3 separate regions of the Mus musculus genome follow, and all the other regions are linked to region 3. The links are chromatin loops, found by intact Hi-C in ENCODE. Cell type or tissue: heart. All regions are shown on one strand. Links, peaks and the distances in the headings refer to the core of each region. The heading gives the core; the rest is flanking DNA. Region 1 overlaps Qk (quaking). Region 2 overlaps Qk (quaking). Region 3 overlaps Qk (quaking).

What was found. Hi-C counts contacts between places; a loop is a spot of excess contacts. Peaks named below come from ENCODE experiments on the same cell type or tissue, not always from the same donor. Only the 100,000 strongest peaks of a DNase experiment are listed, where the experiment ranks them.
Region 1: it touches region 3 in a loop (2.4-fold over the local background); 8 of 42 quality-filtered maps call a loop at or near these places.
Region 2: it touches region 3 in a loop (2.5-fold over the local background); 9 of 42 quality-filtered maps call a loop at or near these places.

What each region holds. Positions count from the first base shown.
Region 1 is chr17:10,227,419-10,238,434 of GRCm38, reverse strand. The region is part of intron 4 of Qk (quaking); the gene reads left to right. Among named protein-coding and RNA genes, the nearest start is that of Qk, 86 kb to the left of the region's middle. In heart, for the core only: no CTCF peak of the experiment used is centred there; no DNase peak of the experiment used is centred there.
Region 2 is chr17:10,213,202-10,224,217 of GRCm38, reverse strand. Qk (quaking) reads left to right here. Exons shown (of 8, transcript NM_001159517.1): 5 at 6,415-6,502; 6 at 7,759-8,058; 7 at 10,785-10,859. Among named protein-coding and RNA genes, the nearest start is that of Gm34972, 72 kb to the right of the region's middle. In heart, for the core only: a CTCF peak has its summit at 6,528; no DNase peak of the experiment used is centred there.
Region 3 is chr17:10,304,105-10,315,120 of GRCm38, reverse strand. All of the region lies in intron 1 of Qk (quaking), which reads left to right. Among named protein-coding and RNA genes, the nearest start is that of Qk, 9.7 kb to the left of the region's middle. In heart, for the core only: CTCF peaks have their summits at 7,512 (motif pointing right) and 8,466; a DNase peak (open chromatin) is centred at 5,760; H3K4me3 peaks cover 4,422 bases; H3K27ac peaks cover 2,898 bases.

The sequences.
Region 1 (11,016 bases), core at 1,539-9,538, 76 kb after region 3:
TAGGTCAGTCAGGGCTATGTAGAAAGACCCTGTTTCAAAAACCACCAAACAAGCAAAAAACAAAATCCAAAAAGATTACGTAATAGTCATTCAAAAATTAACTAGTTACTAGTGTAACTAGTGCTGTGGGAAAGTAGAGTTTGCTCATATGCTAGGTTCTCTTCTGGCATATTTTCTTCTGTAAATAAGTTAATGTTGCACAGTAAAACTTTGTTATTGCATAGTGAAATTTGTGTTCTTTCTGAAACCTGAGTTTTACTGATTTCATAGACACTACTCCAAATATTTCTTACACTTATCAGCTAACAAACACTGTTCAAGGTCATATTTAGAAATCTTATGTCAGAAATTGAAAGTAAAATTTGAGACTGGCATCGCATGAGGCTTAACACCTCTTTCCATTCTTTCTCTCCATTTTCTTCCCTCAACTCTTCTTCACTTTATTTATATTGCTGCATAATATCAGAGTACTGTTTTTCCCCCCAGTGGGAAATGAGAAGAAAATGATTTTAAGTAGATTATGAAGCCATCTTTCTCATGTTTCTCATGGAAATATTTCAGTTGGCTGCTCTTAAAGAAGCTAGGAAAATCTATTGTTAGTGTGCTGTCACCAAAGCCATTTTGTTGCTTCCATGAATGTCTTTGGGATCTACTGTTGTTTATATCCTAGCAATCTGATCTTTATTGTCCTCATAGTCCACTTTCTTTTTTCTTTCTTTTTTTTTTTTTGTTTGTTTGTTTGTTTTGTTTTTCGAGACAAGGTTTCTCTGTAGCTCTGGCTGTCCTAGAACTCACTCTGTAGACCAGTCTGGCCTTGAACTCCGAAATCCACCTGCCTCTGCCAAGTGCTGGGATTAAAGGTGTGTGCCACCACTGCCAGGCCATAGTCCACTTTCTAAGTGACCTCATACATTAGAAACATTTCCCCATTCATTTGACAAAATTGGTTTCTTGCAAAGAAAGAATTTGATACAAATTCTGTCAATAGATACTTAAGGAACATGGACATGTAGATTGTTTGTAAATATGCACTGTTTGTTCAATCTTATCCTCTTTCCTTTCCTTAGTAACTGTGTGGTCTTGAAAAGCAGTGCAAAGGGGACTTGTGGGTATTTAGTTGCAGTTTCATAGACAGGAAAGTATTACAGTGCTGTGTATCTAACAACACATGTGTTTAACTAATGTAGCAAAATGAAAATGGTCTAATAGTTTACTATTTACCCATTTTATTTTTCTAGTCATTGCTTTTGTAATTTACTTTTATTCTAAAAGGTACTATAGAAGAAGAACATTGATTTAGGAGATTATTAGTGAGTTCTAGAAAATTTTAGCCAGTTTCTTTAATTTAGTGGGGGAATAACTAGTGGTGAGATAAGATTTTGGAGTACCCACTTTTTCATTTATAGAATTTCTTGTTGATTGATGAGCCTGACTTGAGTTTGGTCTCAGGTTCAACAGTGGTGGGAGAACCAATTTCTGGAAGCTGTCCTCTGAATTTCACATGAGAGCTATGGCACATTTTAGAATATTTCCCCCTCCACTTCTGCAAAGTTCCCTGAGCACAGAAATAAGAGATTAGACGGAGACACTCCTTTTAGTACTGAGTCTCCCAAGCAAGGGCTCTTATCTGTATATTGTCCAATTGTATGTCTCTATATTTGTTCCCTTCGATTGCTTCTTGATATTGGCTGGGCAAGACACTTATCTATGAGTATAGCTGAATGTCATTGAAAGTCACTTTATTGTTGTGTTCTTTTATCAGAACAGTAGTATTTGGATTTCTTGTCTCAGGTTCCTGGCCATGTGGGTGTTCCATCTCATGAAGTGGGCCTTAATTCCAGTCAGATAGTGGTAGTTACTCCCATAATGTTTGTATCACTATTGCACTTGTGTATCTACTAGGCCACCATTATAGAACAAATAGATCATACTTGGATTGGTGTGAACCTGTCTCCTCTTGTATACAGTATGCAGAGTCCTTCTACTACCATGAACACCAGTCAGTAGGAGTGAAGGCTCTAGGTAGGCACTAACCTACCTTCTTGTTGAATGAGTTATTTAAATATTGCCTCCAGCAATAGGATATTACTGTCAGTTTGTGAAGAGCAAACAGTAAGTAGCTTCAGTAATATATTCTGGCTGTTGGGGTTCTATAGAGCTCCTTTAACAAGAACTTTAGATGTAATGCATTTCAAAGATTGGATGTCTCATTTGATGATGAGAGATGTCTACTTGGACTTGGTCTCCCTGTTATTTAGTGACTCCATTTATATTTCTTTCATATATGTATATATTTTGTGACTACTTCTACTATAGTAGGTTTCTTTCCATACTATTCCTCAAGTGACCCTGAGTTTTAGCTGTTTCTCCTCTTATTCCTCTCTTATTCTCCCTGACTTTCCCTTTTTTTCACTTTAGATTGTTTTCAGTTCTTTTGTGTTGGAAATCTTCTAGCTGTTTATAAACAATAAATTCTTAAATGTAGCCATTTTGTTGTTAGGAAGCACTAGAGTTTATTCCTCTTATCTAACTCTAATTGTGTACCTCTTAAAACTGCCCCCCCCCCCCCCCCCAATCTTCTGTCTCTGTATTCACTATCCTACATTCTGGGTCTGTGAAACCAACTGTTTTAAACTTCATCATGTGAGGGAGAACTAAAACAGCATTTATTTGTATTAGCTGTATTTGTTGAAAAGAAAATTCAGAAATTTAACTAGAATTAGATGACTTATACTTCAAATCTGATGTTAATGCTACTTGTTTACTTTCTAAGTGCATATTTTAGAAGCTAGAATATTTTTTTCTAGTGTGACATTATACAACTACAGTTTTCTATGTTGTGAAAGAGTCATTAATAGTGTTATTCGTGGTTTCCCCTAGTGACATGTTTTTAGGCATAGATTTATAACAATACTGCATTGAGTGTTTACTTACTTTTGTATATCTCTAAGGCACAATAAAAGGGATAGAGAACCATGGGTTAGGGAAATGCTGCTTTAGTTAATGATTACAAAATGCTTTTGAAGAGATGATTTTGAGAAATACCTAACTGAAATGTGTAGTACAACTATTTGCATATCTTAGGAGTTTTCTCAGTTACTGAGAACTGAAGTGGTCCTGTGTCCTGTTTGAAAAATACCATGGTGCCCAACAAAGTTGAATGAGCTGGAGATATGTGTGAGGTAATTGGGAAATAGGTTAAGGCATTGTGTCTGTATTCTGAAGTAGGTTGTTGGGAGAGATTGACAGGAATGGCATGATTTGATGCCTGTTTCAATGGATTCTTCTGGGTGCTTAGCTAGTGGGCTTTGAGGGCAGTAGTGGAAGCTCAGATGCTACTTAGCATTCAGTTCAAGTGCTTATTCAGAATAGGTCATGGCTAGATACACAAAAATTGTTTGGACAAGAGTAAAGGATGTTGGAGGTGTTTGATGAAGGGTTTATTTTGAAGGTGAAATTAGTTGACAGGAATTTTGATTAGACTTGATATAGTATGATATGTGATTCCTTAAAGCAATTGATGCCTTTTATTTACATTGTTAGAAACAAAGAAACTGGATTTGGAAATGTGAAAATTGAGAAACCAGATGATGAGTTTTTCCACATGGCAATAATAAATGGGAATTTGATGAGAACATGGAGTTGTTATATCACAAACATTTAGAGCCAAAGGATTGGAAGTGCATATCATCAAAAAACTGGATTAAAATTACTCCTAAGTTACCTTCTAGGAAGTTTATACTAATGTAGCAGAAAATGCCTATTGCCTAATGGTCTCAAACCTGGGTGTTTCCCAGGGTTTAAATCCATGGCCAAGTTCTGTAGGAAAATAGGAATAATTTTGCTTTGTTTTGTTTTCTAGCCATGCTTGGCCTGGAGCTGGCAATCTCAGATACTGAGAATTACAAGCTAATGCATCAATTTCTTCTCTTCTCTTCTCTTCTCTTCTCTTCTCTTCTCTTCTCTTCTCTTCTCTTCTCTTCTCTTCTCTTCTCTTCCCTTCTTTCTTCTTTCTTCTTTCTTCTTCCTTCTTTCTTCTTTCTTCTTTCTTCTTTCTTCTTTCTTCTTTCTTTCTTCTTTCTTCTTTCTTCTTTCTTCTTTCTTCTTTCTTCTTTCTTCTTTCTTCTCTTCTTTCTTCTTTCTTCTTTCTTCTTTCCCTCCCCTCCCCTCCCCTCCCCCCCCTCCCTCTTTTTTCTCTTTCTATGTTTTGAGGAGATATACTGCAGTCTCTGGTCTCATCTCATTGCAAGGGACTGTTAGTTTGCTTATGATATCATTTAAAGATTAAATTTACAGCTAAAGCCCAAAATTGTCTTGTTTTGTTCTTACACTTGGCATCAGTCTTTTCTAGAAAGATAAAAGGACAATTCTGTGCCCTTTTTTTGTGGAGAAAGCTGAATCTAGGGGGTGTGAGGTGAGGCGTGGAACACTGTCAGCATTGCTAGATCTGAGCTTTATAATTAAATGGAATTAAGTATCATGTTTGTAGTTTTATCTCTGCTGGGTTTTAAGGCTCATAAATCTGACAAACGTTATATCCTTACTTGTTATACAGTTCTAACCTGTCTATTTTTAAAATGTTAAATGTAATATTTTAGTAAGTCACATTTGGTTTTGTGTGTGTGTGTATGTATGTATGTATTCTAAATTTGAAAAGTTGTTGTATGTTGTTATGTGTGTGCAGGGAGTGTTCATGTGTTTGAATTGGGGGTGCAGGTAAGGAGGTGAGAGGGCAGCCTCTTAGGTATTGGTGTACTCCTTTAACCTTGTTTGAGTAGGGTTTGTTGTTTCTGCTGAGTATATGGTATTTCTTGGAATATGAAGGTCCAGGAGCTCTTCTGTTTCTTACTCTTGTCTCCCCATAGGAACACAGGGAATACAGACATGTGCCATTATACCCAGTTTTATCTGCATTTGCAGGGTAGAAACTTGGCGTCCTCATGCATGCTCAGCAAATACTTCCCTACCTTCTGGAGCAATATCTAAAACCCAAAAGTGGGTTTTGGTTTTACCTTGTTTGTTTTTGTTTTGATTTGAGACAGGTTTTTACAGTGTAGCTCTGGCTATGAAGACTCACCTGTTCCTAGAAGCTCAAAAGATTTTGCCTCTGTCTCCAGAGTACTAGGATTGAAGGTCTATCTGATTAATGATGCTGGGCTTAAATTTGGGTTTTAAAACAACCTTAAGTCGATTTCATTCCTTTTGCCAGTAAGCATACAACAAACAATATGCCAACCCCCCCCCCCCCCGAAAAATAGCTCAGTATTAAAATCTAACTTCATAATTAATAAAAGTTTTGCAATGGCCACACATCTTTAGAATCAGATATTTAGAAGACTTGTTTTGTAGGAAATAATGTTTTTGTTTCACTTTTGTTTGCTAGAGTACTTTAATCCTTTTGTTTTCTAATTTACTAATAGACCATGCATTAAGTAGGCATGAGTAGCTTTTTTTCATTATATATAGTATTTTATTGATCAAGGCCGTATTTATTGTCTAAGTATCTACTACAAATATACTCAGAAGTCATTAGAGACTTATCCTCAATAGAAACTACTGTTGATGTGGGCCGTGGTAGCACGCACACCTTTAATCCCAGCGCTTGGGAGGCAGAGGCAGACAGATTTCTGAGTTCGAGGCCATCCTGGCCTACATGGAGAAACCCTGTCTTGAAAAATAATAACAACAACAACAACAACAACAAGAGAGAGAGAGAGAGAGAGACAGAGAGAGAGAGAAAAGAAAGAAAAGAAACTGTTGATAATTCTGCTTTCGTTTTGAGGGTAGACACAGATGGGGTTAGGAGGCCAGGCTTCCCTGTGTGACCCAGCCTGAGCTCAGGCTCCTCCTGTTTCAGTCTGCCACCCTGAGTTCTAATACTAAGATCTGAAACCATCATGCTGGGCCTCCGTAAGATTTCCTTGGGTTGGAAGAGTATCCTCACTTGTCATTTTCACTCCTTCCTAGTAGTCCTCCCTAGTAAGCTAGTAAAGTTGATATATTTTTAAAATGTCAAATATCAAAGAAAATCATTCAGTTTTATCATTTTACTCAAGTAAAACTCAAACTGCACCGCACTCTCTCTTCTGAAAGTGGAAGAGGAAATGAGCTGTTTGGTTTGAAAGTCTTTGCTGTATAGTACAGTCTTCTTTGACATTTTAAAAATATTAGGGTAGGTTCCTTTAAGTTTTCTAATGTTTCTTGTAAATGGGGGGAGGATTTTTGTCCTCTCAAAGTCTAGACCTGTGATGATAGGAAGGTGGATACTCTATTATTGAGTTATCTATAATAAGCTTTGAAAAACAATTTCAAGGCACTAGGTTGCCATAGCAGATATTACTGTGTGAAGATACATTAAACAGAGCTTATATAGGGAGAAATAATGCCTTGTGTTAGGGCGGTACATTATAGGAGAGTATTAGTATTACTTAGAATTATTGGGATATACGATAATTGGCAAACTAGTTTTCATGATGTTTTTCCTTTTCCTAAGTGGACTTTAAAAATAATTATAACTTTTGCAAAATGTCCAAGGAATTTGTATTTGCTGGCCAGTTAGGGTCTGGGCAAAATGATTATTTGTAACTTTGATTTTCTACAAATTGTTTATATTAGTAATTAGATCACACAAATTTCATAAGGCCCTTAATATCAATGTTGAACTATGTTCTTAGAACTAGAAAACTTGACCCCTTTAAAAATAAATTGGTCTGTTACCAAATTTGGGGGGGGGGGCAAAGTTCTTCAAGTCTTAGCATAGCACCCCTCTATTTACAAGTCAACTACAATTATTCACTTCCATGTTAGACCTTTCAAATTGGTTTTTTTTTATTTTATATCACAGAAAGGTTGTATATTATCTCATGTATAGGTTATCTCATGTATTTGTTATTTTTTGTTACCTTGACACAAATTAAAATCATCTGAGAAGAAACTCAGTTGAGAAATCACCTTCATCAGATTAAACTGTGGGCATGTCTGGGGGATATTTTCTAGTTATAATTGTTGTAAGCATGTGGTAATACTAGATATGTACCTGAGCATGCCGGTAAGCAGCATTCCTCCACGGTCACTGTTTGAGTTCCTGCCTGGTGGTCCTGCATTGGCTTCCCTAGTGCTGGACTGTAAAGTGCTATCCAAGTAGCTTTCCTTCTCAAGTTTGTTTTAGTCTGCGTCTTATCACAACAGAAACCAAATTAGGCTATCTCCCAATTCTGTATTCAGGGTTTTCTTTTACTTTTGCTACATTAATGCTGTCATACATTACAAATTTCTAGCTTTGTTTGTTTTTTTTTTTTTTTTTTTTTTTTTTTGGTTGGCTGGTTGATCTTTTACTTTTGTGGCATAGAATCGTGACCTGTTTTCAGTTCTTGGTATTTCATGTACCTACTAAATTAGTTGGTTTGGGTTATGCCTTTAAGTTAACCCAGCTTCTTGTCTCTTACTGGGTTTCTCAAAGTTTATTTTACTTTTAGTTTGAGTCATATCAAACAAATACTTCTTTCTTTTTGTTATGTGCCTCTCCTGTTCTTGTATTAGCATAAAGGCTCTTAAATACAAATAATTCTGAATTGATATTCAGAATTTCTCTTGTGTTTCTAATATCCTACTGGTCAAAATATTTATCGTAAAGTTCATTTATAAATTTTTTATCCCCATAAGGCTGTAAGATCTATAATAGTGCTCGTTTTTGTCATGATGTCAATTTGTGATTTCATTTTTCTTGATCAAATTCATTAGTCTTCTAAATTTTACATTCTGATTTTTGTTAACTTTTCTGTTACTGTTTCATTACCTCTGCTTTGCTTTTCTTCTACTTTATTTGAACTTGGACATTTTAAAGCAAGGCTAGTGATCTGATACCTTTCTTTAATAGGTAGAAATATGGTTATGGTACATATTACTATTCATTTCAAAGTATTTTCTAATTTCTTTTGTAGTATTTAGAACTTTTCTTTGTATCACATTGGTTGTTTTTAATTTAGTGTAGTTCTTGATGAATATATTCTATGTGGTTTTGTCTTTTAAAATATGATTACTATACTTTTTACATTATTTACCTATTTAATTTGTTAGGTAAATCTAGGGCTCTATGCCTCACAAGTATGTCTGGCAGGGACTTACCTCTGAATTGTTATCCCTAACCCTCATGATAGCCCAGTGATATTGTCTATTTTAATGAACATCTCATATTTACTTAAGTATATATATATATATATTATGGATGTATATTCTGCAGTAATTGGGTCTTTGGCTTTTAAGTCTCATTTAGATAAAAGTGGTTGTGAATGTATCAGTCTTTTCATTGGTTGTAAATATTCTCCTCTGTGGCCCTCAAAGGACAGATGGACTTGATGCACACATGCATGCATGTATCTCTAGCTGACAAAACCTGTCTGAACAGGGGTTGGCATTAGTGTTTATTGTTCTGCATGGTAGCAGCTTTCCTCTTGTAATCCTGACCTTTATTCCCTCCCGCCCCCAAACACCAATTATTGTATTCAGTTTTCTATAGATAGTACCAAGCAGTGTGACTTACCTGCCTTTGATGGGTGTTGTAAAAGTGGTTACTTTAGCTGTGTGAAAGTGTGAGATGTGTCCCCCTTCCTCTTTCCTGTGTTAAAAGGATTGGTTACCTCAACTGCAGCATTGGAGAAGCCAGTAGCAGATTCAGTTGATGATAATGGGAGGCACTATATGTAAAATGAATCTATGCAGTAATTCTCTTCCTGGTCCACAAAATGTGAAAATGTCTCAGTGAAACCCATTATGCACCATGCTAACGCTAATGCAATTTTTAGAAAAGAAAATGTGTGGGGGGAACAGTAGGCATTTTTATACATCATTATTTCAGAAGGGATTCAAAAAATTCCAGATGAGGGAAACAGGATATTTTTGTTGCTGATATGAAGACTAAGAAGAAAGTGGAACTAAGGGCCTTCATCTCCTAATCTTTTTCTAAAGGAAAACAGTTTCCATGTGTTATGCCAGGACTAAACTGGAAAGCTGAACTGAAAAGTACTAACTTCTGACTGGAGAAATTCATGGTACCAAGAAACAGGAATTTACACTTCAATCTCTTTTGTTTGTTTGTTTGTTTTTTTTGAGACAGGGTTTCTCTGTATAGCCCTGGCTGTCCTGGAACTCACTTTGTAGACTAGGCTAGCCTCGAACTCAGAAATCCACCTGCCTCTGCCTCCTAAGTGCTGGGATTAAAGGCGTGCGCCACCACCGCCCAGCTTTACACTTAAATCTTAAGAGACTCTCTACATACATAGATGTCATTACGCTCAGACAGTTCATACAGTGTTTTGGGGCTGTATGGCTTTGTGATAGAATCCTCCTGTTTTCATATTTACTCAAGGGTATTTTGAACTTAAATATGAATGAGTTTTTAATATATATTTGATTTTTTTAGAAGCATTAGCATCCATAGGGATCTAAGTTAATATGAATTAAATATTTGGTTTTAATATATTACTGCAATTTTTCCAGCTGAGAAATTTGAAATTTTAAGTGTGCTGATTAATCAAGGAATATTTTGAAATTTGGAAATATATTTATCATAACAAAATCATTTTAATTTTCTTTTTAGAAAAACCAGTTATCACTGTCATTGAAATTGAGAAAAAAATAAAGAGAAAATAATATTTTATAATATATATTTTCCTATTTCTCAGGAGTTCTTCTTTGCTTAATGTTCTATGGATTTGACTCATGGTAAATTGTTTTAATTATAATCTGAAAATAATATGAAAGTAATGATGATAGTAAGAGGCATCTGGATACTGAAATAGTTTCTTCAAGACATTTTAAAGCCAGATTGTCAGTCAGTTGCTGCTCTTGGACAAGTACTAGTAACTGAAGTATATGAACAAGTCCTAGTGACTGAAGTATGTGGCATTTTGGCTTTGTTTGTTTTGGTGAGAAAAAGAAATTAAAAGATGTTTAAACATCTAACCAAAATGCATGCAGTTCATGATAAGAGCAAGAGAGAGAGAGAGAGAGGAGAGGAGAGAAGAGAGAGAGAGTGAGCACTTGTGAAGAGGGTGTTTCTGTGCTCGCTGCCATTTTCATCTGAATGGGACTCAGTGTTGTAATTAGCAGTCTCTTCAGAGTGTCAGAGCAGAATTACCATTGTGATGCTTAGCTGTGGGATAAAAGCATTGGATTGGGTCTGCCTGTCTGCCAAACTAAATGAGTTGCAATGGGAATTTTCAAATGTTTGAGGCGGTTACTTATAGTAATTTGATGGGTTTGAATAAACTCATAAATTACAGATTTAGAAAAAAGAAGCCAGTCCTTCTATAGATGAGATTTTTGTAGAGGCTTATGGCTTTATAAGTTCTTGATGAGAGTGAATTGATCCCTGCTCACATGAGGCCAGTTTATTAGGGCTTGTGACCCCCCCACCCCCCCCCCCCACCCCATTAACCCCACAAATGCATGACAAGCACATGTAAGGAAAGAGTTTGGCATCTCTGGGGAAGAGTGTGACAGTTCTGGTCATGATTTTGTTCTGTATTCAGCACTGCAGAGCGTTGTTGGAAGAATAATTTGTTTTTATAAACAATAAGGTAATATTTTAAGTTCATACTATATGTAAATAGTAAATAATGTATTTTTACACCTAGGAGACACAAAGGGTAGAATAAAATTTAAAAAAAAAAACAAACATTTTGGATTCAAATGTGGTTTTCAGGCTTCAATAAGTGGTATTATTCAGGTTTCATGTACATGTTCTCAGAATACACTTCAACTCTCTCCTGAGTCTCCAAAGAATTATATGTTAGCGTAATTTTGAATAAGTGTCCAAAGTGGGGACCATCATAGTGTGTACAATACCATTTGTCCTCAGGACACTGACCATAATAATCAGTTTCTGTGTGGTCTTTTTATCTGTTTTTTAGATTAAACACTCAAAGCTGAAGTATTTAAATTTTCAAGGCTGTATAATTGATTCATAAAATAGATAAAGTATTATGGGAGCCTACTGTAAGTAACTAGGTTGCTGTT
Region 2 (11,016 bases), core at 1,744-9,743, 91 kb after region 3:
TTACTCTGGTGCTGCAGGCATCACGTTTAAGGTGACACTGTTCAGGCCCCGAGTTTGAGCTCTAGACTTGATGTATACTCTAGTAGCTAACTTAAATGGTTGCATCAAGATAGATTATTTACAGTGCTAAGTAATTTTACACTTAAGAACTTGAGGAATAGACAAACGTGGTGCATATGTTTAATCTATTACTATTACTTGAGAAGCAGAGACAGGGAGATCTCTCTGAGTTTGAGGTCAGTCTAAAGACTGTCTCAACAAAAAGCAAAAATAGCCAACTTCCCCTTCCTCCTTTCCCTCCTTTTCTTCTTCCTCCTCCTAGTACTAGTACTGATGATGAGGATGAGGAGGAGGATGAGGAGGATGAGGATGATGGGACAATTTGGATTTCAAAAATAAAATGTTTTACTTTCCTACAGGGATGTGTTATTTTCATCCTAAATTTGCCTCATTCTTCAATTGTGACTTAACTATAGCTTTTGTTACTAAGGAAAGTAAATGCTTCATTAAGACAATGATACATTTTTTTCTTCTAGTTTCACTGTAAAACAGTACAGTCAGTGGCAGAGCTAATAATGGTGCTGAGTGCTTCACAAGTTATTAAGATTAAATTAAATAATAAATGCTTAGTTCTTCATAAGCTATAAACATCTAAGACTCTTTGCATGCGAAATATTTAATTGAATGATTTTCCTGACCAAGGAAAGTTTCAACAGTCTTGGACCAAAACAGCAGTACACAAAACCTAGCCTTGCCTGATAATGCAGTCAAGATACAAAATTGTTCAAGCCTTCCCTCAGAAGTTGTGTGATGTTTTAAGTAACTTTACTGTTTGTGCTAAGCCGCATTCACAACTGTCCTCAGTGATGTGAGCAGTAGGCTGCATGTTGAACACACTAATAGATGGAGCATTATTTACATGTGGGTTTGAATGTTTAAAATTCTTCTGGTTAGATAAGTGTACTTCATGCTTTCTACCATAACTTGCTGATAAATTGTGGCCACTAAGACAGGTGTTACATTTAAGGAGAAAGTCAGAGGGACTAGAAAATAGTAGGTGAAGCTTTTTTCTTAACATGCCTAGGACTTTTGACTCATGAATTTGTTAATGAAATAGCAATTTAACCTATGCTTGAATTGAGTTGAGGACTTTCGGCAAAGATAAGCAAGGTTCTATAACCTGGTTGAAATGATGACACTCTGCATTCTGTAGGAGGCTTCTTCAGTCAGAAGGATGAAGCTTTTCTGGTGCTCAGTTTGTGAGGGTCCTTTAGTGTTAGATTTAGCACAGAAAGAAGCTTCATTCTAGTAGGTGCTTGTTCATCATTTCTAAACAACTAAACTAGAAGACCTGTAAAGGAGCCATGGGAAGGGAAGAGGAAGCAATTGGTATGGATTCTTAGTTTTATTGTCAATCTTTGGATGAGCTTAGCACATACAATTAACCCTCTTTTGGACAGACTTCTGTCTGTGAAAGCTTCTCAGGAGACATGAAGGTTTTGAAATCAAGGAAAGTTTAAATGACCTACAACAAATAATTGAGCGTGACTGTCAAATTTCATGTAACCTTAAATTCACAGAATGAGATTGGTGATGTAAGAAAAGAAGATGTAAACATGGTCACAAAAACAGTCTGGGAAGTTCAGGTCCTGTGGAGTGGTGTTGGTAAACTACTTACCTTCTGTGTCAGTCAAGAAAATGTGAACCATAGTAGGTACTAATTCAACAGAGAACTTAGAAAGGAGTTAGCCAAAGAACTCCTGTAAACTGGAAAGAAAGAAGACAGGCATACTATAATATAGATTTAGAAGCAGGTATAACCCCAGCGCTAGAAGATGAAACGTAAGAGGTTTTACTAGGTTTTACTATGATTAGATCTTAGACTCTGAGAAAGTTCTATGCAACATTGGTATTGAAGCCTCTGATGTGTTGCTGTTTAGCCTCTGGAGCTTAAGGGAGTTAGTTGGACATAGCAGAACAAGGGAAAGTTCTGTTATTAAAATTGCTTATAACTTAAAAAGAGACCATGAGTTTGAGATTGAGGTGTGGTAGGAATTTTATAATTATGTTTTAATTTAAAAATGAAAAAGAATGAAAATGAGATTTCTAATAAAATGCCACCCCTTTTCCTTTACTCATTTCATTGTCTTTTACTTCCTCCAGTCTCATAAAAATTCCTAGCTTTTTATATGAGACAGTCAGTGTTTCCTCCCCCCAGACTCCCTTCCCCAACTTCTACTCTCTCACATAAACACAGGAAAGGGAATTTGGGGGAGAGTTGTTTGGGAAATATTTACTGGTTATGAAAAAGTAAAACTGAAAAGGCAGCATGTGTCTGTGTATAATCGATCTTTTCTTAACAAAACAGCATAGATTTCTGTGAGTGTCATCAGACGAGTCTGCATTCTGTAAAAGTACAATTTGAAGGCCATTGAAAGATGATAGCATCTCATGGTGCTTCTAAGCATGAGCCTGTTCAGTTTTGAGGCTGAAAAGAACCCCACTGTAGTCAATTCTCAGGGCTTTGAACTTGAGTTTTGGTTGAAGAAAACATTGGAAGTGAGGCTGCAAGAGAACTGTCTCCATCTACCATGTAGATCCTAGGATGGAGCTCAGGACGCCGGACTTGGCAGCAAGTATTCTCACCTCCTGAGCCATCTGACCAGTTTCCAGTTCTGTTTTAAATCACCTAAAGTACTAATAAGTAAACATGATTTTCCTCATTTTTTTTTTTTAAATTTGAAGCCTTTGATGGATTCAGAAGATAATTCTCACATAAAGGTATTGTAGGAGTGCTGAATGTGGTAATAGCACTGTACGGCTGTAATGGTTAAAGCCTGAGGGCTCTGTCTCAGGCATCCTGCTTAGGAGCCTGTTCTGCATCATGACTTTGTAGAGAAGTTAATTTATCTGAGTCTTGGTGATAATGTGTGTCAGTATCATGCTTTATTATGAAGCATGGCGCTTTGATGATGAAGATTTTATGTCTCATTCTAATAAAGTGAATAGCATTTACACTTTCATACTTTACAATAGTAAAACCCTTTTAGGCCCATGGTATTTGACCTGTTATTACTTTGACATAGCTTGTTGCCAAACCTCACGACATGCTTACATCTCATTGTAGCATATGCATACATTTAAATATATGCATACATTTAATATATATATTTATATATTTATATACACATACCAATCTGTCATCCACAATTCCAAAAAGTTCAGAAAATTGTGTTTGTAACTGTTTATTCTATGTAGTATATATGTTTATATATATATATATATATATATATATATATATATATATATATATATATATATATATATATATATATATGATTATGCTGTTTGTAGTGTTCTGATAATCTTTGTATTTGCTTATGGAACTCATTTGTCCTATGACTTTACAATATCACATTTCGATACTTGTTCACAACAAAAGCCTGTGAGAATTTTCAGAGTGTTTCTTAGACTAGAAGCAAGCAAAAGTCTACAGAATGAATAAACAACAAACTACTACTTGGCCATTTAAGCATTCTGCTGCCACAGACAGCATGGATCAGTATCATAAACAGTACACTGAGAACATTTGAGCTTTACTGAAATTACCATTCTTCCAACTTCTAGAACTGAGAAACTGAACTGTGGTTTAAGAGAAGTCACACTAATGCTGGTGCTTAAACTTTACAAGGAGGTTTTGCTGTTGAAAATGCCATGTCTACGTGTATGTTCATCAAAACTGGCCAAATGTGTCACTTTAAATTTTGACATGTCATTGCCTGTAAATTATGTCTTGTTTTTAAAAATGATATTAAAGGTAGGGTAAATTAAAAGTAAAACATTAAGGAGATGGAGAATATAGCATAAACTGTAAAATACACTTTAATGACCTGATTGAAGTTCTTAAGAGCAGATTTCTTTGTTATCCATCCCTCCCAAAATAATTATTACACCTGACATAAATAATGCTGGTTTGATAAAATATATTGTAAAATATCTACAAGGTCTATAACTTGAGGGTGTTATGTCTGACCATTTCTGAGAAGTTTTACAGAAGAACTAGATGCGAGCCTTTAACATCACAGGATAAAACTTTTTAGCAAGTAAATATGCTAAATTTCTGTAAAAAATGGGGCAGTAAAGTCGAAACAACCACTTTGACATGAAAATAATTCTGTTACAACTTTATTGTCTTGGGAGGCAATAAAACCCACTCTAGCTCTCTTTGGATGTAGAGTTTAATAGTAGGTGGTAGGGTCATAAAAGTAATAAAGCTTATTTTGGAATATGACAGTTTGGTTTTAGATTCTAATTCTGCCACATAATTCTGTGCCTTCTGGCTTAGGGTTTTCCACTAACCCACTGCAGTGATCTCTGCCCAGGCTTAGTGTTCTGGATCCTAAATATGACATGGCCTTGTGTACATATGTTGATAGGAACACAAGGATTTCTTCTACCATCTTTCTCTTGGCTGTCATCCCCACAGTTGACATAATCACTTCTTAATAATAATAAACAGTCTAATTCAAATGTTTTCCCAAGTGCATCGTCTCTTTGCAGTTTCTTTCTTTTTAGATTTTTTGATGGAGGTAAATTTGTCCCTGACTCACTGATATTCTCAAATTTGAGCAACATCTTTCTTCACTGGCTGAAAGTATGCCTATTGCTTTTTATTTTCTTTTTTAAAATTTTTATATTTCATAGATTAAATTCAAAGCAACTGTTGATAAATTTTAACTTGTAGTATTAATATTTTTAATGAACAAATTTAGGAACTTTAATAATAATGTCAACTTCCTTTCTAATAGTAGCTTGTTTGTTTTATATCTAACCAAATAAGTCATATTTGTTTCATTTATTTTTATATAAATTGATGACGGTCAAGGAATAATAATTAACAGGTATCTTCATTATTTATTGCAACGACGACTTTAAAAGTTTTCAGTACTACATCAAATGTTTTCGTAATGGTTTCACTTACATTTTTCTTTAATTCTCTGTGGTTTAGTAAATACCCACTCAGCAATTCCATTTTGTACAAATTAGAGTATACCAATCTCTAGTCTAAAAATCTTTGTGTCATTACAGTTGTAATAGAAATAGAAGACTGAGGGAGAAACTTGCATGTGTCCTATGTTTCAAATGTCAAGTAGACTAAGTGATGTATTAAAGTGCAGGGCACTTAATTCTATAATCTTTAAAGGACAAACTTACTGGTACTTCTATACCACTTTATTTTGCTTTAGTTAAAAATTTGTGCTTAGGAAGTAAATTTGATTTCCATGCCAGTCATTTAAAAATAAACAAATAAATAATTTCTGGTAAGGTTTAGTGGTGTGTATCTTTAATTCCAGCACATGGGATGCATGTAGGAGGATCTCTGTGAGTTCAAGACCAGCCAGGGCTTGAACATTAAGACAGGGCTTTTGGAGGCCTGTCTCAAAATATTATTATCATTATTGTTATTATTGTTATTATTGTTGTTATTATTATTATTATTATTATTATTATTATTATTATTATTGGATCCATGCATGAGTATTAGATGTGATAAATAACAAGTTGAGACTAGTCTAATAGATCCTACTTTGGGAGTGGTGACATTCAACAGTTCATGGCTGAAATTATAGAATGGAGGGTGGGTCCTGGGGAAGTCAACTTTTTTTTTTTTTAAGTAAAGGTGCTGTGAGTAAGTAGGGCTTGGAAAGAGAAGCATATAGGAACATGTAAAGAACATTTAATAGGCAAGTGGGAAGATACACTAAGACATTAATGGAGTTAGTCTGGTCTATTGCTTTACAAGATATGTGTGAAAGAGCAAGTTAATTGGCTCACCTTGGTGTGGTAGTTCAAAGAGGGTTTAAATCTTTGTTTATATAGTAAGAAATCAGTGTAGAGTTTAAGACATGAGAGTATTACAAAGCATTAAGGTAGACGATGTGTTTAGGGAAGTTTATCTGGCCCTTGGATCTAGATTGTGTGTTTAGATTGTGTATGTACTAAATGACAGACACTGCTGTCAGCTGAATTCAATAGTTTGAGTAGTATAGTGAATGAATGAATTATTAAGAGTAGTGTGTTAGTTAGTGGAAGAGGGTGAAACCAAGCTGTGGCCATCTTGGTTTATGTTTATGTATTCTAGTTAGTCTTAGTGCCCCTTTCAGTTGTAAATATTGCCTATGTTGATAGTAAATTATACAGTGACCCTAAAGATAGAGGGCCAAAGATATAATAGCCCTTGTAGTTAGATTGAGGGAAAAACCAAGAACAGTAGCATAAGAAATCAGGAATAAAAGTTTAGAAATTCAGCGATGATTGCTAGTTGACTTTTGTAGTTCAAAGTCACATGGTATATGCACTTTTTAGTTATATGTATACAGTCTCAAATACTTACCACTCATTTCCCATGTGCAGGCTGAAGGTGAAGACAGCCTGAAGAAGATGCAGCTGATGGAGCTTGCAATTCTGAATGGCACCTACAGAGACGCCAACATTAAATCACGTAAGAATGAGCCTAGGGCAGGATTACAGCTCCTGGTGTTTGTTTGTTGGTACCACAGCCTAAAACCAATTAGAGTTGAAGTAATGATAAAATTTACAAAGAGGACCATTTTATTTAATGCTTCTGTTTAGCAGTGGTCTGCTCAATTTTATATCAGTATATAAAGTTTGGGGTTGTAATTTTTCTCTTCTGGTGAAGGGGGTGGTGGGTTTCAAGAAATGTCCTGCAGCATTAACTATCAAGTTAAGACCTTAAATTTTTTGTTTGTGACATTATGCAAAAGACAAACTTTGAAAGCTTTTTTTATTTGAAGCGAAGTGTCTAAGTGAAATGGCCCTGCTACTCAAGTCTTTCCTCTCCCCTTGCTTGCATGTTTGCTATGTTCCTATGCAAGTTCACAAAGATTACTGAGTGGCAGCTGTTTGCAGACTACGCTCGCCCTGAATTGTGGCATAACTTTATAAGCTGTGTGATAGAATAGTTGCTGGTTTTGTTTTGTTTGTAAATTGTATAGTTTGAGATGAGCTAAGGTTTACATGTCATTTATGTGAACAAGAGCCTACACGCACACACATGCACACACAGCCACACACAAAATTGAATTTTAAACTCATAATCAAAATTGCCAAAAGTTTAGCAGTACTTACTTTATAAATGGTTGGCTTTGATTTACCCTTTATAGTCATGAATTTAGCAATAGGACTGTTTCTGTATTCTTTTACTCATGGAATAATTCCTAGCATGCTGGGAACATGTACATTTAGTGTTTACTTATCTGACTTACCCAGGGAGTTTTATTTAAACTTGAAGCCAACATTGTGCTTTAGAAATATACCAAAAACTATGTCTATGGACTCAGCTTAGTAGATATTTTGTTGCATCTTTTAATTGGAATGTTTTCTTGCGGTGGTTTGTGTTTTTTTTTTTTTTTTTTTTTGGATGCTCTTTCGTCTCACAAGATGTTGTAAGTGGATATATCATCAAAGATATGAAAAGTGTAACGTTAAATGGTCATGCTCATTTTTTACAGTGGTTTTATTTTTGCATTTTGTGAATCATGTTGGGGGGGAAGCTTATTTATTGCACTTGGTTGGTTTGCTTTGGCATTTCTGTGTGGTCAGTGCATGTACTAATGATTTCCTTTTATTTTTCTTCTTTCCTGCTTTTTCCTTTCTTTTTCCTACTTCCCTCTCATTTCCTCATGTTTTATTACTGCTATCCCTATACTTCTTTCTAAATTTCTTTGCTTACTGTAGCAGCCCTTGCCTTTTCTCTTGCAGCAACTGCCCAGGCTGCTCCAAGGATCATCACTGGGCCTGCGCCTGTCCTCCCACCAGCTGCTCTGCGTACACCTACGCCAGCTGGCCCTACCATAATGCCTTTGATCAGACAAATACAGACCGCTGTCATGCCAAACGGAACTCCTCACCCAACTGCTGCAATAGTCCCTCCAGGGCCTGAAGCTGGGTTAATCTACACACCCTATGAATACCCCTACACATTGGCACCAGCTACATCAATCCTTGAGTACCCTATTGAACCCAGTGGTGTGTTAGGTAAGTATGATTCCTGTACTATGTGATTAATGCATTCCTAAATTTTGGTACTCCAGACTTTGGAAGGATAGTTATCGATTTCAGAGCGACAGTATAAGTTTTGATTAGCAAAAGTTGAAAACTAAATATGGTTTTATTTGAGTTCCTCACTAAAGTTCTCCCATTAAGTAATTACACCTTAATTTGGGTCACTTTAGTATCTCAGAATCATTCTGGGTAAACTTGCCACGTATAGTCTCAGTGAGATTTCTTAGGTGACTAAACTTGTTCTTGAGTTTTATTTAAACCATTCTTTCCCCTTTATCCTAATAGGCAGAGCTTCACTACCCAAAATTAGGTTTATTTTGTATCAGAGATTGCTTGGTGAATTTTAAATTTCTATCAATATAGTGAGATTTTTATTAAAATTCTGTTATTTGTGTATGTGTTTAAGTATTTATGATCACTTAAAAGATGTAGTTAATAGTTTCAGTTTTAAGGGTTTTCAGCTTATATCTTTTAAAGTCCTGAATAACATGAACAATATTTTATAATTTCCATACTACTGTGGACTAGATGACCACATACCAATTTAGTAAGTTTAATCATGTTGGAGGCAGAAATTGAAGTCATATAACTTCATGCGTTTACATGATGAAAAAGCAATATTCTTGAAAAAGACATTACTGATGCCTTTTTTTTATAGAGTGGATTGAAATGCCAGTCATGCCTGATATTTCAGCCCATTGACTTGCTGGATGAAGGACTAGAATACAGCAGCTGTTATAACACGACCAGTCAATGTGGAAAAAACAAAAAACAAAACAAAACAAACAAAAAAAAAAACTGTTTCTGTGCAACCCCACTGTTTTACCAGACAGAATTTGAAACTTTTTTGTGTATGACCTTGGTGCTGTGTGCCTGCTGTTGACTCCTAGGACTTTGATCTTTTAAAGGTTCCCTCCCCCATCCTCCACTTAATATTAATTTTGAAAGTCTTTAGTGAACTTGGACATTAAGATTTAAACTTGAAAATTCATTGTTCATTTAAAGAAAGCCGCAGCGCTCTGTATGTTATCTGTGTGTGTGCATGCACTTAGGTGCCTTTGTTTATAAACATTTTATTGTACATGTTTTCTGTCTTAAGTCATTGTATAAAATAATTATAAGTCAGAATTATACAACAGAAGTGTTAGTAAGAGGCTGTATTCTATTGCACATTACTTGAAGCATTTTAAAAAAAAAATAACATGTAACCTATATATAACCTTATTTAAGTTTTCCTTTCTATTAATTCTCTGTCCTGTGGCCCCCGTGCATGCTCCTTCCCCAGAACTCCTCTCTGCCGCACTCACAGAAGCTCTTGTTCCTGAGGAGTTAGGGCTCTCAGCTTCCAGCTGCTGCTCCTGACTGTTAGTGCCTAGTTTTGCCAAATAGAATTACTATGCAGTCTGCTTATCTAAAATGAAAAATAGGTTTTCAACCAGTTTACTGCTTAGAGACAGCAAGAGGCACTGCTGTAAAATTTCTCCATTATAAAGTAACATGTCGTTTGGTTTGGTTAGGACATTTATATATATAAAGAATTGATTGAAACCAACACTATTAACAAAATATGCAGATACCAAATTAACATCGTCAAGGTTCTCAATAAGTACCAAGTTAGAAATTATTATCATTATCATCATTATTATTATTATTATTATTATCATCATCATCATCATTATTTCTTGCTTTGCCACCTAAGCAGTAAAACAATGATATTAGTCCTTTGGAGAACTGAGGAAATTACTTTAAATTCCCAAGTTACAGTAAATTTGCACACAGATAACATGCATGTTATGTATCAAGTTTCACATTATTTTAAAATAAGCAGTGCCTTTCAAAACAGATGCAGACATATGTGTTGGTGGTAGTGAGGAGATTGGTATTAGCATCAAATCTTCATTGATGACTAATGTTTAATTCCCTTCCTTTTATCTTTAGGTATGGCTTTCCCAACGAAAGGCTAAGAATTCAAGAACGGTCTTAACCGAACCCTCATCAGATCTGAATTTAACAAATGCTTAGTCTCAGCAGCCTCCGGGAAAAACCTTAGCCTAGCAGTCAGTGACTTACTTGCACTTTTTGCACATAGATATAAAGTAAAATGATACTATTAATTTGGATTAGTCTGTAATACTGCAAAGCAACAGTAATTTATAAAGGAGTGTATAGAAGTAAACTGACTGCTAAGTGTACTGTACTGTTTGCTTTACTAATCACCTAATTCATTGCAGTTCATACTTATTGACTCAAAAGTTTAAATCCACAATCTGTAGGCTTTAATTAAGAGTTGCTTTTTAAACCTTTTTTAAGTGATAAACTCTGAAAGTTAAGGTTAGCAAAATAATTGTCAGTATTAAATGTGGCATTATTTAAGTAGTCCTGCTGCAAGAAAGGCACTTCAGTGAATATGTGACTAGTAAAGCTCAGACACGTCTGGTTCTAATAGAGCTCGTGAGATACTGTGACTTGGGGACTGTCAATGAAGAGGTGAAGTAGGTAGAAGGCCAACCTGTTTGAAATGAATGCAATATTGATAGATACATGACATACTACAGTTGATTTTAAAACTACTGTGCCTTAACATGTTTCTTAAGCTTTTGTAGTAAGTGAACCTTTGAGATCCATTTTGATAAACCTGCTGTCAATGTTTCCCTTATGTATGTTTTCTAACTTTGTCTTGGTAATTGCAATTTAACTAGGTGCGGTGGCTACTAAAGTTCGAAGGCACGATATGCGTGTCCATCCTTACCAAAGGATTGTGACCGCAGACCGAGGTTAGTTTAGTTCTGCAGTTCTTGTTTATAAGCAATGTGCTGGGTGTCCAAAAAGTTTGCAACACCAGACCTGATGGAAAAATGTAACTGTCTACCTGCACACCATTTTCTTTTCTTTTTCCCTTTCTAAATTTAATAATTGATTGATTTAAGGTTG
Region 3 (11,016 bases), core at 2,109-10,108:
ATTGCTTTTGCAATCCATTGCTTTTGTAATAAGCTGCTATTTTTCACCAGTTCTCTCCACTATGCTCCTCAGGAGATAGCACAGCTCTGTGTGGGTCTAATGGAAACAATCGTTTGCGAGTTTATTCTGCATTTACACCACACTGCTCTAGAGTTGGAGGTGGTAAGCTTCATCATGTTTTATAGTTAAGGTTGTACTGTTAAACAATAGCACAATTAAGTTTATAGTAGAAATAGGGCTTAGAGCGTCACATTTCCTAGTATATTTGCTATCATTGCCTTTTCTGAGATGAGTATGAGAACGGTAAAATAAAAATTCTCATTTGCGTGAGAGTGGGTGTGTTTGATGATAGGGACCTTCAGAGCTGTCTCAGATCAGCATTTGGCTTTTTAGGTGGTTTGAACATTGTGTATCTCTGTTAATCATGGCCCCATCTCTGTCCTGAAGCTGGTGTCTAACAAGTGTTCCATCAGATCAAGTGATTTTTAGTATCCAAAAGGGAAGCAGAGTCCTGTGACAAAATCTGACAAGTATAACCCTGCGCTGCTGAGACCCTTGATAAAGCAGGGTAAAGAAGCACCTTTTTCAGCTGCTGTATTTAGATGGATAGTTTTTTGCTTTTCTTTTGTTTTTGGTACTAAGAATTAATTAAACCATTTGATTATATGGACAGCTTTATATAAACATAGGACCTGCATTTTGATTTATTTGAGAAATTCCGTTTGTTTGATGCTGTTGTAAGCAAAAATTCTCCCTTTCTGTCTGAAATGGAATGTGCTGTGACGTTATTAGGTTTTGTTTGTTGATAACTCAGAAAATAGCGCACTGAGCAACTTTGTGCTCCTAGTATGTCAACTGTTGTGGGGATAGCTCAGAATCTATTTTAAGGCTGAGGGATGGATGAAACGGATCCATGTTAGGAGGTCATGATTAGAACCGTGTGCTGGTTTCTTTACATGGATGACTTGACGATTTTTTTCTCCGTTCTTTAGTTGACATTAAGGCAATACAGTAGGGATTTTAAATGCAAGATTTCCCTCCCCCCACCCCCTGCAATGATTTCTTTTAGGAAATGTATATACCTCTTAAAAAAATTGAGCTTTTTAAATCTTGGAGCACATAGACCGCTTACTTGATGTCCAAGGAATGATTTCTTCCAGTATCATTTTCATTTAATATTAAAAACAAAATGAACATAAACAATAAGTTACTATAGTTTGTCATTTTCATGTGGCTCTATTAGGAAGAAAGTTAATAAATACAAACCATTTTCTGTCTGGTGCTATGTCTTATGTAGTTATCACAATTGGAACTTAGATCTGATTTGTTTCGGTATGCCTAGCTAGAAGTGATTCACTCCATGTGTACAATTCAGAACTTGTAACAGACACTTTGATGTTTAAATTTTAAATCACTTATATTCCTTTTGATTTCTAGTTTTTTCTTAAAATGCTTTTAATCACAATACGAAGGTGGAATAAAACACTAATACTTTAAATACATAAAGCAGTTTTGTAATAATCAGTGAAAGCTTTGGGCACTTACAGAACAAAGGTAAATGCATTTTCTTTCCTTTAAAAATTCCCCTCTCCCCTTGTAATATTACTGTTTGTAGTACTTGTTCTGTAGGTGTTTAATATTTATTTTACTTTATTACCATTGATATGGGTAGGAATTAGAAATATAAAATTCCTTTGCTTTTGTAGGGTTGTTTCTGACATTCCTTATGCCCAAATGTCCATCCATAGTCAGAAACATGTCAATGCTTATATTAGTTTTTGCAAGCTTTGGCATTATGGAATTAATGTAGGTAATTTTTTTTAGCCATTTGCTTTTAAAGTCAATATATAGGCTTTGTATCATTACTGTCATTTTTATGAGCAGAATTTGTCAAATTCAGGTTGTTTTAGATCCTGTTCAAAGAATAGACTGCCAGAAAAAAAAAAAAATGAAAAGGCAGCTAACTCTACAAAGTGGTCCTTTGTTGTGGGCATGGTACAAGAAGGAATGCTTGAGAGTGCTTGTGGATCTGTAAAGGAAGACACCAAGTGAGTGCTGGCCAGCCTAATGGAGCTAGCTGGTGAACTTAGAGGAAAGACAGGAAGCAGTTTGTGGAGGTAGTGACAATAATCTGCTGGGCCCAGGGTTGACTATGTTTTTAAGCCTTGTTCTGGATTTAGTACAAAACCAAATCATTACAAAGTCAGGGCACGGTCAATTTGGTCAGTAGCAAGTTATTGGGAGCTAGTTTTATGATTTGAAATACATAGGACAAAATCAAGCATACATCTGTTAAAGTCTTAAGAGCATACTTAGGAAAAATAATACAGACTTTTGGGGGCTGGAGAGATGGCTCAGCAGTTGAGAACTGGCTACTCTTCTAGAGGACCTGGATTCAATTCCCAGCACCCACCCGACAGCTCACAACCATCTCTAACTCCAGACCAGGGGCATCTGACATCCTCTCCTAGCCTCTTTGAGCACTAGGCACATACATTCACACAGTGTACAGTATATCATATGTGCAGAAAAAAATGCTCATACACACATAAAACAAGAAAAAGTTAAAAAAATAAGGATTTAAAAAATTTGAAATGTTGTATAAACTTCAATGTCATATTCTTTATCCAGTTTCAAAATTTCCTCATAGATGGTGTGGAAGAGAATATAGAAATAACTCCAAGAAAGACATTTCTTGGTTGAGTCTTGGTAGAGGGAAAATTAGTGCAAATCAAGTGATCATATTCAGAACTGCTAGGACCAGAGATCAGAAAAATGTAGACATAGCAGTCTGGAGAGGGTGGGGACTTGCTCTTATCACAAGTTTGGTTGTTGCAAAGGTGGTGCAGGGTTCTTTCTTTATTCTGTATGCTGATCTGTTTTATGATGTGCCATTCATGTAAGGACTGAGAAGAAGAGATTTACAACATATTTCCACACACTGAAAAAACTGTTAGAGCTTCCAGTTGTGAACAGAACGAAAATGGAAGTAATTTTGCCAATTCTGTGCTATGTTGGACTTTAACAAATGCTGATCAGTTTCTTGGAGCTAGAATATATATTATTCCTAAAATAGCTAAAAATAAGATTTTTTGACAGTTATGATTCTAAAAGTAAGAAACCAAAGGTGTGTTTGGAGGATTTAAATTTACTTGAACTTTTCTGTAAGCAAAGAATAGAGCCCCCGTAACAAATGAATTCAGTGTTCATTTACCACTGTGGCTATTTTTATTACTGTTATTTTTAGTAACCACTCAGAGGAAGCAGTATTTCTCATTAGAAGACTTAATGTAGAGGCTTAATACTTTTAAGTTATTCAAGCCAGGAACATAAGTTTGCTTCACTTTTAGATCTGCATGGGGCAATAGCTCTATTCTTGTTGTTGTTTTTAAATCAGGGAGGTAACTGGAGAATGACACTATATAAAGCAGCTGCTGTGACCCTTTAATACATTCATGTTGTGACCTCCAACTATTATAAAATTATTTTGGTGCTGCTTTATAACTGTAATTTTTGTACTGTTATGAATTGTAATGTAGATATCTGATATGTGTGTTATCAGATAAGTGATTCTTGTGAAAGGGTGTTCCTATCTCTGGTGGGGTCACGACCCACAGGTTGAGAATCTCTGCTCTAAAGACAGCCGATTGTGAGCTGAGGAGTAGGTGTGCTGCATTCAGTTACTACATCCTATTCCCTATATCAGTTTATGGAGGATGAGTGACTGTTCATTTGTAATTTTATTAAAAGAAACTTTGAAATCTCAGTTCTTTGTTAGCTGTGCAAAGTAATTTTATTACTTAGAATTGTATGCTAAGAATTGAACCTAGAGCCTTACACGTGCTAGGCAAATGCTGTGTCATTTGTTTTATTCTTACAAATGGAATTAACTCCCTTTCCAAGCAAAATCCATGTATTCTGAGGATATAAGATACAAAAAAAGACTGCTCATATGAGAAGTCTTTTTCTACCAGTATTTTTAAGTTTCTTCTGGTAGGAGTAATCTGGTAGAGAAACCTGAAAGGCAGAGAAAGGTGCTTTATCCGTTAGCTTTATGTTCGTGAGAATCCTTAACTGTAGTTTACAGGTCACAGAGCTAAAGTATCAAGTAGATCTTCTTGAGTAATGTAACCTGGTCTTGGTAGTCTGGAATGAAATGAGTGGGAAGGTACGTTCTAGGAGAAAGAAAGGATGGCAGTGTCAGAAAGGTAGTCAAAAGATGCCACACAGCAGCACATGCCTGAGTTTAAAGTCAGCCTGATGTACATAGCAAGTTCTAGGCTAGTCAGGACTGTCTAAGAAGACCCTGAAGAAACCAAACAAAAGGACGAGAACTGGCGATGGTGATGCCATCTTAGAATGTGTATATTGATTAGTTGGTTAGTTGAAATGGCAAGTGCTTGGAGAGTAACAGTGTAAACAATAAGTGAAGATGAGAGAGTAGGCAGAATCAGGACTGGGTTGTGGTGATTCTAAATACTGGACTTGATAGTTGCAGTTTATTCCAGAGATTCTTAGTGCTTTGCTGAAGTTTTGGACTTTTTGTTTTGGGTGTGTCATAGTGAATTTCTTGTGCATAATAAGCTAATAAAAACACATTGCATATAGTCATGTATAGAAACAGGATAATAAAAAGTTAAGCATTTCTGTATGGTTGACTTATTACAATTCCTTTCCCCACAAGGCTTCATAGTAAATAAGCTCTCTTCTGCAAACTTAAAAGATAGTTTTCTGTTTAGACCAATGCATCCTTTGTGTTTTATTATGACCAAAAAGTGTGACTGTGCATGTTTGTATGTGCATGTGCATGTGTGTATAGTTTTCAGCCCAATTTTGGTCACTTAAGAGAGGATTGAATTTTATTGTTGTTTTGGGTTGTGGTTTTTTTTTTTTTTTTTTTTTTTTTTTTTAATGGGGTGGGGTTGGGGGAGGGGAGACAGGGTTTCTCTGTGTAGGCCTGGCTGTCCTGAAACTCAAGAGATCCATTTGTATTTGTCTCTGGAGTGTTGGGAGTAAAGGCGTGCATTGCACCACCACTGCCTAACAAAAATTGTACTTTTTGATTTTTTTGGATGAAAGTTGAAAAGAATGAAGAAATTCTTGCTTTTGTTGACTCTTAGAATTTAACTAGCTTGGCTTGGTGAGATGTTTTTCAAAATGATGTCTTGTGTTAAATCAAATCTTTGTTAGCAAACATAGTGAAGATTTTCTGAGCATTGCTATAGCTGATCTGTGTTACTTCTGCTTAGCTGTATTTTCAGTATTGGTTAAAATACAATAGAGATACATTGATATTTCATCTTTAAAGTTTGTATCTTTCAAAATTAATATATTTTGTTAGTGACACCACATTAACAAGAGTCACAACTCAGATTTCTGTAGTTGCATCTGGAGTGTTCTTTATTCCTGCAGTGTCCAAATCAAATAGTTGAACCTTGTTATAATTTTAAAAACTTTTAAAATTTGAAAACATCTTTAAAAAAAAATGCCTCAACCTGGGGGTGGGGCGGGGCTGAGCTGGGCCCCTGAGTAAGGCTCTGGCCTACTGGGAAACAGTAATTGACCTGTGCTTCTGACAGCCCCCTGAGACTCCTCTAGGAGGCTGCTCCTTCCCACACCCCTCACCCCGTGGATGCATTGACAGGGACAGCTGCTCCGGTTCTAATGCTCCTGTTTTCTTGCTTTCCCCTCCAACCAGTTCAATCTCATCCCTCCCAGCAGCTCCCCTTCCACTCCCTGGGGAACTGAAGGTTGTCCTGACCAGGACCTGAGACGACCTTGAGTGGAGGGAAGTGATCTATGTCTCTTCCCTCCAGCAGCTGGGACCAGCTGGGGGAGTTGGGGAATTCTTGCCAAGCACCTTGAATGGGAAGGGTCCTTCAAGAGGGCCAGGCTGGGGTCCAGCAGGGGTGGGGGAGGTTCCTGCTCTGTCCCAGCTGGGTCTCACCCAGTCTTGTTCTCCCATCCTCTCATCTACCTCCCCACCCCAGGGACAGAAGATCTTTTATTTTCTCATATTTATAATCTCAGACTTGGGCTCCCTGTTCTTCTCCATTAACTTTAGTGTCCTGTGTGAGAGACTGACAGATGCCTCAAGGACTTTTACTTTTTATTACATAAAAATTAAAAAAAAAAATTTTTAAACTAAAAAAAAAAAAAAAAAAAAAAAAAGCCTCAGCTGGGTGTAGTGTCTCAACCCTGTCTCGAACACCCCCCCCCCCCCCAATGCCTCAACTTGAACTTCTTTGTTGGGAAATTGTTCCTTATTCTTTTTTTGTTTGTTTGTTTTTTGTTTTGTTTTTTTCCCAGACAGGGTTTCTCTGTGTAGCCCTGGCTGTCCTGGAACTCACTTTGTAGACCAGGCTGGCCTTGAACTCAAAAATCCGCCTGTCTCTGCCTCCCAAGAGCTGAGATTAAAGGCCTGTGCCACCACACCCGGCTTCCTTATTCTTTGTATCCTTAGTATGCTGGAAATTATATTTATATACTTATTTATAATTTTGTATTTGTTTTGTATGCTTAAGACTGGGTCTTGGCTTTGTATATCAGACTATCTTTGAACTTACTGTGTGTTTAGTGTTGAGTGGCCTCAAATTTGTAATGATCCTCCTGCTCTCAAATGTAGGAATTATATGAGTGCTGCCATCTCACCAGGTTTAGGAAGTTAGATTTAAAAGGCAAGGCAGATTGAAGTATAGCATGTTTGGATTATATCAGAGGTGGTGGTGTGTTCTTTTAAGTTTTATTGTGTCAGTAGAGACAGTAGTCAGTTTCACTGTTAGTGAGACTCAGATTGTTAACTAGATTAGAATACAGAGGCATGAGTCTGGGTGGTTCCCTTCTGTAAAACGAAGGTTTTATTTATGTTTTGATCAGAACCTAAATCAGCCTTAGGTTTGCGTATGAACCCTTTATGCTTGGTTAACAGCTGCTAATCTGCCTGAATTCATTTCATGAGAACATCTACCATGATGCTTTTCTCATTCTAATACTTCCATCCAATATCTTGGTAGTTTGAAAAGTTAAACTTTGAACAACAGAGTAGGTATTATTTGAAATAAAATCCTATTGGGAAAGCTATGTAGATTTCTCATTATGTAGCCAGAGTTGTTAGCCACTCAAATGGCGACCTTTTATACTCATCATTATTAAGTGCGTGGATTTCATAGATAAGTTGTGGTCAGGGATAATCAGATTGGCTCCTTTGTCTATTGGAATGTTTCTTGCTTTTTGGGACAGTATATTCCTCAACTATGTGTGTTTTCTGCTCCATATGTAAAACTAGCGTTTTCACTAAAGTTCTTTTCCATTTTGAATGGTGTTACAGACTATATATAGGTACAAAGTATTCATTATTGTTGATGTGAGATCATTTTTCAGTCTATTTCCTGTGGGTGCTGGTAGGTACTATTTATTTTAATCAGTTTGTGTCTGCACTTTTAGTTTAGTTTTATCACAATTTTATCATTCTTTTTCTACACCAAAGTAATTTTTTAAAAAAGATTTATTTATTTTATTTATATGAGTACACTATAGCTGTCAGACAAACCAGAAGAGGGCATCAGATCCCATTACAGATGGTTGTGAGCCACCATGTCGTTGCTGGGAATTGAACTCAGGACCTCTGGAAGAGCAGTCGGTGCTCTTAACCGCTGAGCCATCTCTCCAGCCCCAAAGTAATATTTTTAAAGTTATATTTTATGTTTATCTTGCTTGCATGTATGTCTGCGCGTGTACCTGATGCCCATGAAGGCTAGAAGAGTGTGTTAGACTTCTTGGAATAGAGTTACAGTTTTGAGTCACCATATGAGTGATAGGAATCACATCTGTGTCCCCTGGAAGAGCAGCCAGTACTCTTAACCACTGAGCATTACTACAGCCCCCAAATATCATTCTTGATGGTGATATTATTACTTACTTGATTCTTTCTATAGTATAAAGGAGATATTCTCAAAATCAAAATAATCTGCAAACTTCTAAATATATTTAAATGGTCTTTCTCATTTTTACACATTATAAATTTATGTGTAGTGATTCTCATTTCTAGTGTGTTTTGATTTTATGTGCAGTGTTTTCCTTTAGTACTAAATCTATCTACTTTTTGATATTAATATTTACTGTGTAAGCTCTTTTATTGTACCTTTTTAAGTAGCTTTTACCTTAAACCCAGCAGAGATTAGGAGAACAAATCTTTTAAAATGAGAAGTGTGTGTGTGTGTGTCTGTGTGTGTATATCTGTGTGTGTCTGTGTGTATCTGTGTGTATGATGGAAATATGATCCACATTGTATTTTAAAAGGAGAAAGTTTCCTCTTTAGACCAATGCTTTAGATCTTATCCTGAAGGAAAGGAACAGACTAGTGCCTGTGAAAGTTATTTACACGTAGACAAACCTCCTTGGTAGAAATGAAGCTTTGAAGCTGTATTTGGAAAATCTTTACTGCAACCTTTTTGTCGTTAAGAATCTTTAACAGTAAGGAACTTATGTTCCAGCAGATGGGGATGTCAGTACACACAAGAGCATTTAGTGACTAAAATGTGTTGGGAAGTGACTTTGTCAGAAAAGAACATTTTATCCTTTATATTATAAGGGAAGGGGGGTTGCTCAGGAATAGGATGAGTTGTAGTTAATTGCCCTTATGATGGTAAGTATGCCTAAGGTTGTATCTTTAAAGATTTAGTCTTTAAGAGACTATAGGTTGACTATTTAATGTAACTAGCAGATAGATTATAATTTTTCCTGTAATGTCTTCTGTTTTTATATTAGTATTGAACAGTTATTTGGGGTGATGTAATATGTTACATACTAAGCATGCATTTGCTCATAATCCATACTGTCCTGAATCTTGGGTCAGTGATTGCTGTATAGTAATATTAGAAAAAAGGTGAGTCGTAGCTATTATGTTATATGAGGAGAAAGTTCTTCTGAGGATCATAGTTTATTACAGCGATAAAAAGTTATCAGCAGTTAAACCATATCTTATCTCACTTTATTGCTAGAGTTTATAGCATTACAGGATTTCTTATTAGTTTATTTTGGCAGTGTTATATAATTTGTTTTAAAATGTGCCTTAACAATTGTTGAAAAAAAATGCTGTTCATTACTGTTTGGGAAATGTGTGCCTTTTTAATATTATCACATTTTTCTTGGTTATTGTATTAGTTTTCTTCCAGTTGTGAAATACTATTTCTCAGTCACTTGAAATTAAACTCTCAGTATAATGAAAGGATGTGTCTTTTCTTCGTTGGATTTTTTATGGAGATCCAGGAAGGAAGAAACTGACATAGGAACTTTGGTACAACTATACCAACTTGTATTATACTTGTTGATTTTCTACAATGCTTATAGAGAATTGAATGCAGTCGTTTTTCAGTTAGGAGCAGAACTGTATTTCCCTTCAGAAGAGAGCAGGAGAGTAGGTGAGAAAGCTCAGCTTTTATCGTGGCACATGCATTAATCCCAGCATTCAGAAGGTAGGCAGAGGCAGGAGGATCTTTGTGAATTCAAGACATCCCCCTCTCCTATCCCTTCCAAACTCCCCATGCTCTACCCGGTTTTACAGGGTGAGTTCCTGGACAGCCAGGACCTAAGTAGAGAAAATCTGTCTCAAAACAACAACAACAAAGACAAAGAATGAGGAGTCTGGTGTGCATATTTTGAACATTGTTTCTTAGTGTGTAAACTTTTGAGAAGCTTGAATTCTTTTCTCTTACTAATTAAGAAGTTGTTGAAAGAACTAGACAGATGTGTTTTAATAACAAATACTCCTTAGGAAAAGTTTTAGATGTATCAGTGAAAACCACGTATAATTAACAGGTACTGAGTTTTCCTTAGCTTCCTTCTACGCTTTATTATTAATGGATATTAATGGATATAACAGAATTGAACGCTCACTAAAATACTAGCCCTTTGTGTTTCTTTAACACACACACACACACACACATTTATGAGCTAAATATCTTTTTTGTGTCTTCTAGCTTCCAGTTTTTTGTTGTCATTTGATGTTGTTGAAGTGTATTAGTTACTGACTTTTTTTTTTGTGGTAGTGGTTTTGATTTTTTTGACATGCCATTTTGCTTTTAGGATACCTGTGTGTGTGTGTGTGTGTGTGTCTCTGTGTGTGTGTGTCTCTGTGTGTGTGTGTCCGTGTGTGATAAATGATTTCTAATGTCTGATAGTAAGTCCCAGAAAACTTTTATGACTGGGTCAATGAATTTCAAACTCATAGGTTTGCAATGTATTTAATGTAAAGTGAGTGTTTTTTGGTGAATTTAATAGAAAGTGATTATTATTCTGTAGTGTTTTGAATTTCAGAGTACCCTATTTCACTGCTAATTTTTAATGACATAACTAAAAGTATGTATGGGGTATTATGGGGGAATATACCAGAACTTTAGAATTATTCCATAGTTATTGATAACCTAAACAGAGACTAAAGCCTGGTACTAGAAAGACTACTTTAGATTGGGAGGTTCACCAGTGGTTCTGAAGAAGAGATGAACTCAGACCTGTTCTCAAAGGACAGAATTTAAATGGTATAGGAATATGCACTAGACCTAGAAACAGTGTCCTTGTACAAGGACATTTTGGATTACACTTTTAATACCTGAAGTTTATGCTCCAAACAGGAGACAAGAGAGCTATTTAAAGATGTTCCTTTCAGGGCTCTTAGTTGTTTGCAACTTTGATCTACCACAGTGTTTCTGCTTTTAACCTAGGTTTTCTTTAGTTGTATAAGCATTCAGTTACAGTGAAATCCCTTAATGAGACAGGCTGCTGTACTTGATACTGCTGTTTCTCCCTTTCAGGTTTTTGTATCTTTTGGGTACTGGCATATCTTAGATTGGGAGTGTGAGGGAGACAAGAGTTTCATAATTGGCCCTAAAGTCACTGTGTACACTATAAAGGACCTGGTAGAGTGTGGGGTGACCTGGCATATTTAAGGCTTTGGATTTAATCTTCTGCTCTGCAAACAAACAAGAGTTAGCCTTTTTCATAGAAATACTACAATTCCAA